2 separate regions of the Mus musculus genome follow, and region 2 is linked to region 1. A link is a loop called in an ENCODE intact Hi-C map of the cell type or tissue named here. Cell type or tissue: gastrocnemius. All regions are shown on one strand. Links, peaks and the distances in the headings refer to the core of each region. The heading gives the core; the rest is flanking DNA.

What was found. Hi-C counts contacts between places; a loop is a spot of excess contacts. Peaks named below come from ENCODE experiments on the same cell type or tissue, not always from the same donor. Only the 100,000 strongest peaks of a DNase experiment are listed, where the experiment ranks them.
Region 2: it touches region 1 in a loop (9-fold over the local background); 8 of 42 quality-filtered maps call a loop at or near these places.

What each region holds. Positions count from the first base shown.
Region 1 is chr9:48,834,008-48,839,374 of GRCm38, forward strand. Zbtb16 (zinc finger and BTB domain containing 16) reads right to left here and starts at 2,218. Exons shown (of 7, transcript NM_001364543.1): 1 at 2,047-2,218. In gastrocnemius, for the core only: CTCF peaks have their summits at 2,010, 2,515 and 3,393; DNase peaks (open chromatin) are centred at 817, 1,183, 1,861, 2,339 and 2 more places; H3K4me3 peaks cover 3,515 bases; H3K27ac peaks cover 4,065 bases.
Region 2 is chr9:48,708,439-48,713,805 of GRCm38, forward strand. All of the region lies in intron 4 of Zbtb16 (zinc finger and BTB domain containing 16), which reads right to left. Among named protein-coding and RNA genes, the nearest start is that of Gm32280, 41 kb to the left of the region's middle. In gastrocnemius, for the core only: no CTCF peak of the experiment used is centred there; DNase peaks (open chromatin) are centred at 2,183 and 3,052; H3K4me3 peaks cover 2,479 bases; H3K27ac peaks cover 5,000 bases.

The sequences.
Region 1 (5,367 bases), core at 140-5,139:
GAGAAAGTGGGTAACACCATAGGAGAGTATGTTCCCAACAGCCTTGAGAGTGCACACCAGACTGGATGCCTCCCAGGTGTTGGCAAGCCCAGCGACAAAGAGAAAAACTGACATTGAATATGGTTCTCTAAGTGACATTGGCACCAGCATCTCTGGGGTGAATTAAGCCCAAAAGAAGGGAAGACAGGGCTGGAACACAAAGGCCTCTCCCAGAAAGTGTTCTGGATGACTGAGAGGCTCCCAACTTTGAACAGCCATTGGGACATAGGCAGAAAGACCTAACGGGATAAGGTCCCAACCTCTGTCTCTCTGTAGCCAACATTTCCCACAGCCTGGGGAAGAGGGTGGAGAGAGCTAGGCTCTCAGCCACTCTTCGCAGAGCTTGCCTTCACCCTCGACAGGAGTCTTAAAGACTCTTAGGTGCAAAACTCATGCGGAAAGAGTTAACAATAGTGGCTGGCCACTCTTATTGCCCACCCTAAAGTGGAAACGGAGGGCATCATCAAGAACGGTGAGATATCCATTCCTCAAAAGCTTCATGAGCACGGTGTGCTTTCGGGAGAGAGATCAGAGATTTGGAGAACTAAGGGGGAGAAGCCAAAATAAAGAAGGTTCGCTGCTCAAAGGAACCTTTTGGGCCTTGAGGGAAATCAAGGTGCCCTATCCCTAACCGGCGGCTCCGCACCCGCGATCCGACCGTCCCTAGGTGCAGCGATCAGCCGATTCTGGGCAAAGCCAGCGCTAACCCGCCAGAGCTCCGAGGATCGATGGTGCAACACACCCCTTGTTCCCAGAGACCCCCGCCGAGACTTGCATAGGACTTTGGCAAACTTGGGAAAGCAACTTTTCCCCAGGAGTCAGGTGCCTGGAAGAAAGGGAACAGAACTAAGAAAGGGGGAAAGCGAAAGAGCCTGGGGAAAGGAGAAGGTCCGAGCGGGCTGGACGCCGCTGCTAGGCCGGCCCGGCAGCGCAACCCCCCCAGGGGAGAAAAGGATGCACAAAAGCCTGGAGGCGAGTGGTGGGAGGCCAAATGAGAAGAGATCTCTGGGTCCTCCACCTTCCACCCAAGATCACGATCCCCGGGAAGTCACCAGCAGGGTCCCCGGCCTCCCGCACCAGCTGCCGGCGTGCCCGAGTCAAACACGCTGGGAGCGTGGCGGGGAGGAGGCGAGCTGGTTGCAGCGGTGCGCTCCTGTGCATTCCGGTGGGGTCCGCAGGCTGGCAGGATCGTGCGCATTTCGAGCGCGTGCGGGAGCGTGCGAGGGGCTGGGCAAGCTTGCAGCGCGCCAGGGTGGGAAAGACATCCCGAATGCATCAGGTGCAGAGCCGGGAACCCACCGTGCGCGGCCGGGAGCGCACAGCGAGCTCCCGCTCCACCGGCCGTTCCCACCGAGAGCCGAGGAGGACTCGGAGCGCCAGAGTCTCTCCGAAGCGTCCCTCTCTCCTTAAAAGAGGGCATCAAGTCCAATCAAAAAAAGAAGAAAAAAATCCCACCACGTTTTCTCTAAAGAAAACAAAACCCGATCGGATACCAGTCCCCTCCCACCCGACCCCCAGGTTCACTCCTTGCTTCCTCCGGGTCTAGCTCCCCAGCTCGCCAGCGAATAAACACAAATAAATAAGACACAATCCTATCTCACGCCAAGCGCACCGGTCCGCATACATATGAGCACCCACAGGCTCTCTGCTCCTCCGCCAGCCCTTGCCTGTACAAAGACACCCAGTCCCCGACTACACGCGCCCGCAGCCCTGGCAGACCTCCCGGCCTGCCACCTCTCACCCGGACCGGACCGTGCCCGGAGAAGAAAGGTTGGTGAGGCAGCTGTGCCCAAGCTGACAGCCTCAGCGCCGCTTTCTAGCTGACCCCCAACGGGCACTGGCGATCGCTGCTGCAGCAGCAACCAGAGAACCCCGCACGAGCCCAGCGGCCGAGTGGCCAAAGCTAGCACCACCCGCCTAAACCTCTCCCGCCCCAGGGCGCCCTGGCGGGAGGCGGTCGCTGGGCGGTGCGAGTCCTTCCCGGGTTTCCTACACACATACACTTACCGCTTACGGAGCCTGGAGCTTGGGGTGGGTGTGCGTGCCTGGGGGGTTAGGGGTGTGCCTGGATCGGGGAAGGGGTGTTGCTGGGGAACTGTTGCTCCGGATCTCACGGCGGCAGCGGCGGCATCGCCCGGCAGTTCGCAGTACCCGCTCTCGTCACCCTTAACTCCTCTCTGCCGCTAGGTTAGCAAATCACCACCGGCTGCGGCGCCTCCGCCGCGTCCCACGTCAACGCCGAGCCCCCTCCCCTGCGAGGCCCCGGCGCCTCTCCATCTTTAGTGCTGGCGGCCGAGCCCGGCTCCCTGCCCACAGCTGCCCCCTCCCCTCCCCCTGGCCGGTCCTGGCCCGCCCACCCCGCCCCACCCCCGCCCTGGCAGAGCCCGTGCGCTCTCCCAGCCCTGCCCTCCCTTCCCGGGCGCTCCCCTCCCTTCCCAGCGCTCGGCGCTCCGGGCTTCTCCTGACATCTAGCTGCTGCCCCGGCGGCAGCGGCTGCTGCTCGTTGGCTAGGTGGAGAGGGCAAAAGGTTGCAAAGGAAGAGGAGCCGCAGAGGACCTGGCAGTCCCCAAGGGGTCAGAAGGATGAGTGGGAGAAGCGGTTCCCACTTTAGCCCCAGGTTTTTTCATTTCCACTGGGCATGCGGTGTATCCCGCGCCCCTAACTCCCCCAACTCCAGTACTCAAGAGCGCAGTTTTGTCCCGTTTTTTATTATTTGCACCAGTTCAGTGTGTGGCTTCTAGCTTTTCACTTTTTCTCAGGATTCGGATCGCATCCTCCCTTACCCTAGCTTTAAATGGGTCGTTTCCCAAGTCCCAAACCAGGCCTCTGATGCCTGACCACAGGAGTTCGCCGGATTTGGCCAGATAAATCTAAAGGGGCCAGTAGAAATCTGGTAGGAGGCAGCACCTCGATTTTGCTATCTAGATTGTTGCACACTGAGATGCGAAGGCCTGAGTAGTAATACTTTCTCACTCCTAATCTCGGGCATCCTCCCCGCCCGCACGCCCCCCCCCATCTTCCCCGGCCCCAGGAACCTGGATGGAAAGTTCTGAAGATTCTGCGCCTAACTCAGCTCTGCCTTCAGGAGCTACTGGAAGCTTGGAAGAGCGCTGGGCCGCTCCAGAGTACTTTCTTCCCTCAGCGGCTGGACCATTTTAAAGGGCGTACTTGAGATGACAAACCGTAGGGTAGAAAGACCAAAGGAAAAAAAATATTCCTTCTACCCGCGGAAAGCACCGTCTCCTCCTTTGCACACGAAGCTAGGCAGGGAATTGAGGTTGGAGGGTTCTTTTCTGAGCACTGGCCTCCGGCCAAAGCCCCAGCGCAGTGTTATTGGGGGTGTGGTGGAGAGCGCCACCCAGGGGTCTCAGAAAAGTCACCCACACAGCCCCACCCTCCAGTCCTAAGGTATTAGTTCCAGGCTTCAGTTTAGGGGTGCTGTGTTCTTGGCTTACCGCGGATCTCCCACAGGACCCACAGAATCGTATCTTGATTCCCCAGGAGCTAAAGGAGAAGGAAAGTGGGCGGTGAATGGAGACAAAAAAACCCACGAAGACCAGGTGGCAGAGCTTACACAAGATCTGCACGGGGGTCTGCTAACGTGGTGGTCATTTATAATAACAAGGCATCCTAACAATTGACACTCCCAGGTCTCAGATTAGCAGTGGGAGAGAGAAGTCCGCAGAACCGAGCACTGGGAAGCAAAGGAAGAAAACTACAATTGAGTTACCCTCTCATAGGCAGTGTCATGTGGGTGAGACAAGGCGAAACCCCCCTACCCCAGTCAGTTGGTATACAACAAAAAACACCTTGTGTAAAGGCTACCTGATTCTTTCAAGTTAAGGCGAACCCTCTGTAAGAAGTAGGGGATTTGAGGACGTTAAGAAGGAACTGCCATCTATAAAGAAAGCAAGAGTGGATGAGCAGAAGGGAACAGGAAAAACACACACCCCCCTGCCGTGAATGCCTGGCCATGGGAATGGAGCATTGAGCTTGTTGAGTTCCTGTCTAAAGAAGGCTTGCTATCTAGGGTCCACATCCACCTACCACCCTCTCTCCAGCAGTCACCGGAGAGGCACACGATTAACCTCTGATCCTATTCTACCATTAATCCTCAAATCAGAGAAAGAGAATCCGTAGACACAATGGAAACGAAAGAACAATTCCTTGCCTGGCCCTGGCCTCCCCCCCAACCCCAGCCATACTCACTCTATGTGAAAATCTCCCTTGCTTCATAAACTCTGCCCATTAAAGAGCCCAGCCCTTGTTAGGAAGTGTTAAAGAGAGAGTAATGCCTAGATTTAAGAGGTGGGGAAGGTAACAGAAAGGGAGAAGGCAGGCGAGGCTGTGGGCTGGGTGCCAGCATTGGGCTCCAGAGCATTTCCACTTAGCGATGAAGGCTGGCCGAACAGCAGTTTGATAAGGTTTATTGGGCCCAGATAAAGCAGCAGCAGCCCCCACTCCCAAACCAGCACCATTTATAGCCAGAGCTGTGTCCTTGGATCCTGGGAAGCAATGAGAGTCCCCAGTTGAGAGATTTCATATGGTAAGGCCTAAATCCAAGCAGAGTTGAAAAATCAAAAGACAATCTCCCTGCCCCCTCCCCCACCTTTGGGTTTTTTGGACTGTTTTGTTTTGTTTTGTTTTGTTTCTAAAAGATGTAGTAGGGAAACTGGAAAAATCAACTCCTAAAAAGGCGAAAGTCCACTGGCCACGACACTGCTTTCCTTTTATCCCAACACTATGGAGACAAAGACCAGTCACACTGTGAGTTACAGGCCAGCCCCAGGTATCCAAGTGAGAGAGACCTTCTCTCAAAAACAAAACATAGGACCTTGGTTTAAGGTTTTCTGACAAAATGCAAGAGGCCTCAGTCTTAGTCATGCTAGAAGCAGAGACAGAGGTGAGCTAACCATTGGGCAGACCTCCACCACAAATCTCCCCATTCCTTCACCTCCTGTTTTCCTGCATACCTCCCAGCCATGGAGCCTCTCCAAGCTCGGCTAGTGGAAAAGTATATCCAGTCTGAGAGAAACATGTAAGAAGGAGGTGGTGGGGGTAATAATTCATTCAGAGCATTCCTTGAAAAGCTTAACACGTTACCTCTCTTGTTTTAGTTAGTCCTTCTAACCACCCTGTTGGTGTTTCGTGACCATTTGGGGAGGAAAGAAACCTGAGGCTCGGGCTGGAGAGATGGCTCAGCGCTTAAGAGCCCTGGCTGTTCTTCCGAAGGTCCTGAGTTCAAATCCCAGCAACCACATGGTGGCTCACAACCATCCATAACGAAATCTGATGCCCTCTTCTGGTGTGTCTGAAGACAGCTACAGA
Region 2 (5,367 bases), core at 194-5,193, 130 kb before region 1:
TTTCTGCTTCCTATTTTACTAAGGTGTCAGGAAGTAAGGAGTCCTAGCTGCACACTCCTGTTCCCAGAGAGCTACCTGCTGCCATGCTTTCTCCACCGCCAAGGACTGTCAGCCCTCAAACTGTGAGTCAGAACCCTGCCATGAAGGTCCTTCTTGTTAGGGATTCTTTTGGACATAACAATGAGAAAAGTGATAGAACCTTCTAGTCTGCTTTTCCCCTAAAGCAGGAAGGGTCCTTTGAGTGAGTGTCCATCAACGCCCACTCCCTGTTGAAAGGGAAAGGCAGAGTCCACAGCAAAGCCTCCACTGCCGGGTGTGTCCACGGCTTCTGGCTTGAGAGACCTGCTTGAAGCCAGTTTTAGGTCCATGAAAAGTAGCATCTAAGCACTTGAGTTTGTTTAAGTGGCTTCCCCTGTCACATGGCAATATAGAAACTAAACATTTTGTTTTCTAGGCCAGTCAAAGAAAGTCTGTATTTTGGAGTCAGGGGTGGGGGTTGGGAGAAGAGCAGAAGCTTGAGCTGAAAATGAAATGTCATACAAGTCCGACCTAATTCTAGTTTGATCTTTTTGAGCGGAGGGTTCTTAACTGGGTACCTTTTCCAAGCATGGGCTTTAAGCCTCTGGTTAGATTCAATGCCAGGCCCCACAGGAAGAGGACACCACTTAAAGAAGGGATTCTGGGACACAGAACCACAAGACACCACTCATTAGAGGTCTGTCTTGGACTGGTGTTCCCTAACCCCCAAGATCTCAGTGTTCTCCACCAAAGATGAGAGAGAAATAATATCTACCTTAGTCATGAGGAGTTAACACAGCTAGAGCTGTCAAGGCCATCTCTTCAAGTATCCATACCTAAGGCCAAGCTCAGCTTCCTTGCTCGTGTCTTTCCAGCACTATGGCCTTCATCAGGAAGGTAGGAACCAAATTTTAGTCACCATTATGAGTTATAGCCACAAAGCACCTGCTATTCCCTGGGTATAATGCTCTAAAACTCAGAGAGCAAGCGAACAAAGGAATGATGGACAACCCAGCTGGACAACCTCTTCTGATTGACAGAAAATGAGACTGTTAACTTGGAGATCTTCTGGAGCAAGGTTATAGCAGGAGGAGAGACTTAAAGACTTCTCCGGGGCAAGTTCATGGTTTAGTTGAACCTAGCTCCCTATATTAGGGGGAGGCGAATCCCAGAAATGGCCTTACTCATCATTTGCCTGCCTCTTTCTCTCTTCCATTTTGAGGAAGGGGTAGGATGATGCCCTTACTCCTCTCAAGCACACTTAAAGAGTGGGCACTGGAGGACACTTGCTCAAAGGATGTTTCCTGGTTTTAGGGCAAAGGAGACTAGAAGGTTCTACTATTTCCTCATGGCAGACACACAGGAGACGATCTCTTGGCTGGAGGGCATAGGTACGATCCCAGAAGTTCCTACACCTCCAATTTGAAAAAGCAGCTGGATGATAGGGGAACAGTTAGTTCCCCTATCATCATCACTACGGGCACGGCCCTTCCTCTTACCACCTACCTAGTAAGGGGATGAGGCTCTTCATCTCTAATAAGACTTGGATGATGCAGTAACAATAACCACCATTTCCTGAATGCATGCTCTATGCAAGGTCCATGCTGAGCGCTTCCGTGGTACCCCAAACAAACCAAGCATCACATGGTCCTGATACCGTGGCTGAGCAAAATGTGATTTAAAGAAGATGAATAATCCAACCAAGATGATAAACTTTATAAAGGACAAAGCTATTGTGTGACACTAGAGACCAAGTCCTGGACCACCATGCCGTGGTACCCCATACTCTACACCTAAGACTTAAGGCTGCGCGCGCAACTTCTCTCTATAGTGTATGACATAAAGCTAAACCACTAGGACCCACACTTGGCAAAGAAGCAATTTTTTTTTCAGATGTCATTCCACCCATCCATCTGCCTTTAGTGTGTTGAGTCTCCTGTAACGGTCATGCACCGGTATGCCCACTCCTTCTGCTCCTTGACTCTTGTCTCTCAGCCTGGTTCCCATACAGACCAGCCTTGACCCTAACTCCCCCATATTCACACCACAGTAGCTCAGATTTCTGTATGGACGCCGGAATTGAAGGTTCCTACACGTGAATCTTCCCAGCCTCCTCCCTGCGAGTGCCTGCCTTCTCCCTGGGACATGATAAAGACTGCCCCGGCCACTCCCCCTTGAGCCCAGCAGCCAGGACACTCCTGCTCTCTCATTACCGCCATCCAGTACAGTCTGTTGTCCCTAGGCCTGTTCAAGTCTCCAGAGGGAACATACAGTGACTTGAACAACATTATGATTTGTAAAAAAAAACCACTCCTAATTAGTTTGACTTTGAATAAAGAGGGTAATTATTTTTAAATTTATTAACTGCTGCCTGGCCGGAGAAGTTTCCAGATCAAATGACAAGGAGAGGCTATTTCTGCTCAGTGATGTAGCAATTTATATTACTGATCGGTCATTAAAACCTCGGGCACAAGACCACTTCTGTTTCCCGAGCCAAGATAGTGTCCGAGTGTCAAATTTCAAACCCAGAGTATAAATTAAGCCATTAATGGTATTTATCAGTTTATCTGGACTTAAAGAACTACTTACTAAATTAAGACGCTCCTGCTACTGAACCCAGGAGATGCCTTGGCTGTGCATATGACTGTGCACACACATGCACGTGTCTTCTCACTCTGGTTTGACTGAAAAGGGTAAAAAAAGAAAAAAACGGAAAAAAAAAACTTCTGATGTGTAAATGAAGTATGAGCCTCCTGGGAACTGCCTAGCGGTTAATTCCTGCAACCCAAACATTTTGGAAGCAGCAGTGTTTTGCAGTATGTATCTGTCATAATATAAAAGGTGTAAAATGATCTCTGTTTATCCTCCTCAAAGTCTTTGCTGTACCCAAACAGAAAGCCAGGATGTGACAACAAAGCCCGAGCCCAGCCCCCGCCTTAAGGATGGTCTCCCTGAAGCGGCAGCCTGAGCCCATGGAGATCTGGGGGGAAGAGGGCATCATGCACACCAGGAAAAGAAGAAATCCAGGCTAAGTGGAGTCGGAAGGGGGAGAGGTGATGGGACCATCTGCTCAGCTTGCACTGGAACGACAGCCAGCTTCTACTACGTTCAGGGGCTCGATAATAATCTTCCAGACACTGTACCTCCTACCCTGTGTGGTATCTATCCTGTGTTGGCTGATCCCTCCTCATGTGGAGCCCGTGGTCAGGGAATGCCCAGGCCAACCTGAATCAGGGAAATTGTATCCTATCCTGACATGAAGCTGTGGGCATCAGAGCACTGGGAATTCTTAAGTTAAGTGGGTCACGAGGATGGCCAGGACAGGGCCACGAGAGAAACAGCGGCAGCACAGGCTCTCCCTGACCTGCTCAGGCCACAGGTTCACAGACCCAGGAGCATGGCACCGGTTGCTGAGGAGCTATAGAAGGGCACTGAACTTGGAGCTGGGTCAGGTTTCAGCTCTACACTTCCTGCTCGGTACCTAGTTCGAGGCCTCCATTTTCTTATCTGTAAAACTGGTCTGCTGAGGCAGTTTGTCAAGTCATCAGCGGAGTCTTCTCTCCCCACAGTCTCTGTTGCTTTCCTCCAGATTGCTCGTCTGTTCTGTTAGCTCTCTGGTGACACCTGCCACCTCACTTGGCCTGATACTTTTGATACTTCCTGTGGCTTTTTTTTTTTTTTTTTTTTTTTTTGGTTTTTTGAGACAGGGTTTCTCTGTATAGCCCTGTCTATCCTGGAACTCACTCTGTAGACCAGGCTGGCCTTGAACTCAGAAATCCGCCTGCCTCTGCCTCCTGAGTGCTGGGATTAAAGGCGTGCGCCACCCCTGCCCGGCTCCTGTGGCTTTATAGTCTTATTTTCTTTTTCTTTTTCCTTCCTTCCTTCCTTCCTTCCTTCCTTCCTTCCTTCCTTCCTTCCTTCCTTCCTGTGTCTGTCTGTCTGTCTGTCTGTCTGTCTCTGTCTCTCTCCTCTGTCTCTCTGTCTCTGTCTCTCTCTCTGTGTGAGTGTGTGTGTGTGTGTGTGTGTGTGTGTGTGTGTGTGTGTGTGTGTGTGTGTCTGAGTCAAGGTTTCCTGGAGCTTGCTATGTAGACCAGGCTGGCCTTGAACTCGGAGAGATCTATCTGCCTTTGCCTTCCAAGTGCTGGGTGGGATAAAGCTGTGCATCACCGTACTGGTCAGTATTATTTTCAATATTCCCTTGGAACCCCTCTCCTAGGCTGTCCCTGCCCCCCCCCATGTGTGTATATGTGTGTGTGTGTGTGTGTGTGTGTGGTGGTGGTGGTGGGCTCATATGCCCCCAGGCTGCCCTCAAATTCAATATATAGCTGAAAATGACTTTGAACTCCTGGTCCATCTGCTTCCATACAGGCATATACCCCCCCATGCCCCGTGTATGCAGTGTTGGGTGGGCATGGAACCCAGGAATTCATGCTGCTGGTAAGCACTCAGCCAACTGAGCTGGTTCCTGAGACCCCTTTTCTAAAACAGAGATGTTAGATGGGAGTTCACATGTTCTTTCATTGACAGTAAGGGCAGCCTGAGGGGTACTACAAGGATCAGCAGGAAGTGCCTACCATTCATGATAAGGGAGCCCTGCCGTGCATTAAGGGGAGGCCGAGTGCCTAGGCTCCTCACCGAGTGCCTGTTCTGTACTAGTAGGTAGCTGACGCTCTTAGCTTTGCGCACACCCTATACCCAGCTTCAACCTTGGCCTCTCTCACTCCAACTTCTCCACCCTTCACCCTTAGTCTTCTCAGTCTTGACTGAGAGAGCCACACGAAGTCTACTAAATATCTATCGCTTAATCTCCACATGAGCTGACTTACCTCAGATGGAGCCCCTCTACTGGCAGAAAGCCACAAGGTATCTGAGAGGAAGTAAACTTCCCTAACCACCCTTGGGTCCCCAGTGTTACTACCATGTTACATGGCCATAATGTTACTACCTCCCAGACATGTGCCAAAGACACGGAAGGTCAGCAGAGAGCCCCTGGGCGTGGCTGAGCGTAACTACACTGATGCTTCCCCAACCTCTGGTTTAGAAGGAAGGCTGCTTCCTGCTGCTGTGAATTCAGTCCAGATGGACAAAGCAAAGGTACATGACAAAGAGGGCTCAAAATTCCTCCCAGTTACCCCCGGCCAGCATTCCTGGAGTGGGATTCCTCAGTGTGTGTGGTCTAACAATAAGAAAACGGTACCAGAATGCAACATAGTCCCCCTTTGTCCCTCCAGACCTGTGGCTGCTTGTCTGCAAGATGGCTGCCACCAATTCTCTTTACTACCTATAGGTGCTTACCACTCGCCCAGTGAGATCAGAGAGAATGTTCCAGGGAAGTCTAGATTTCTATTC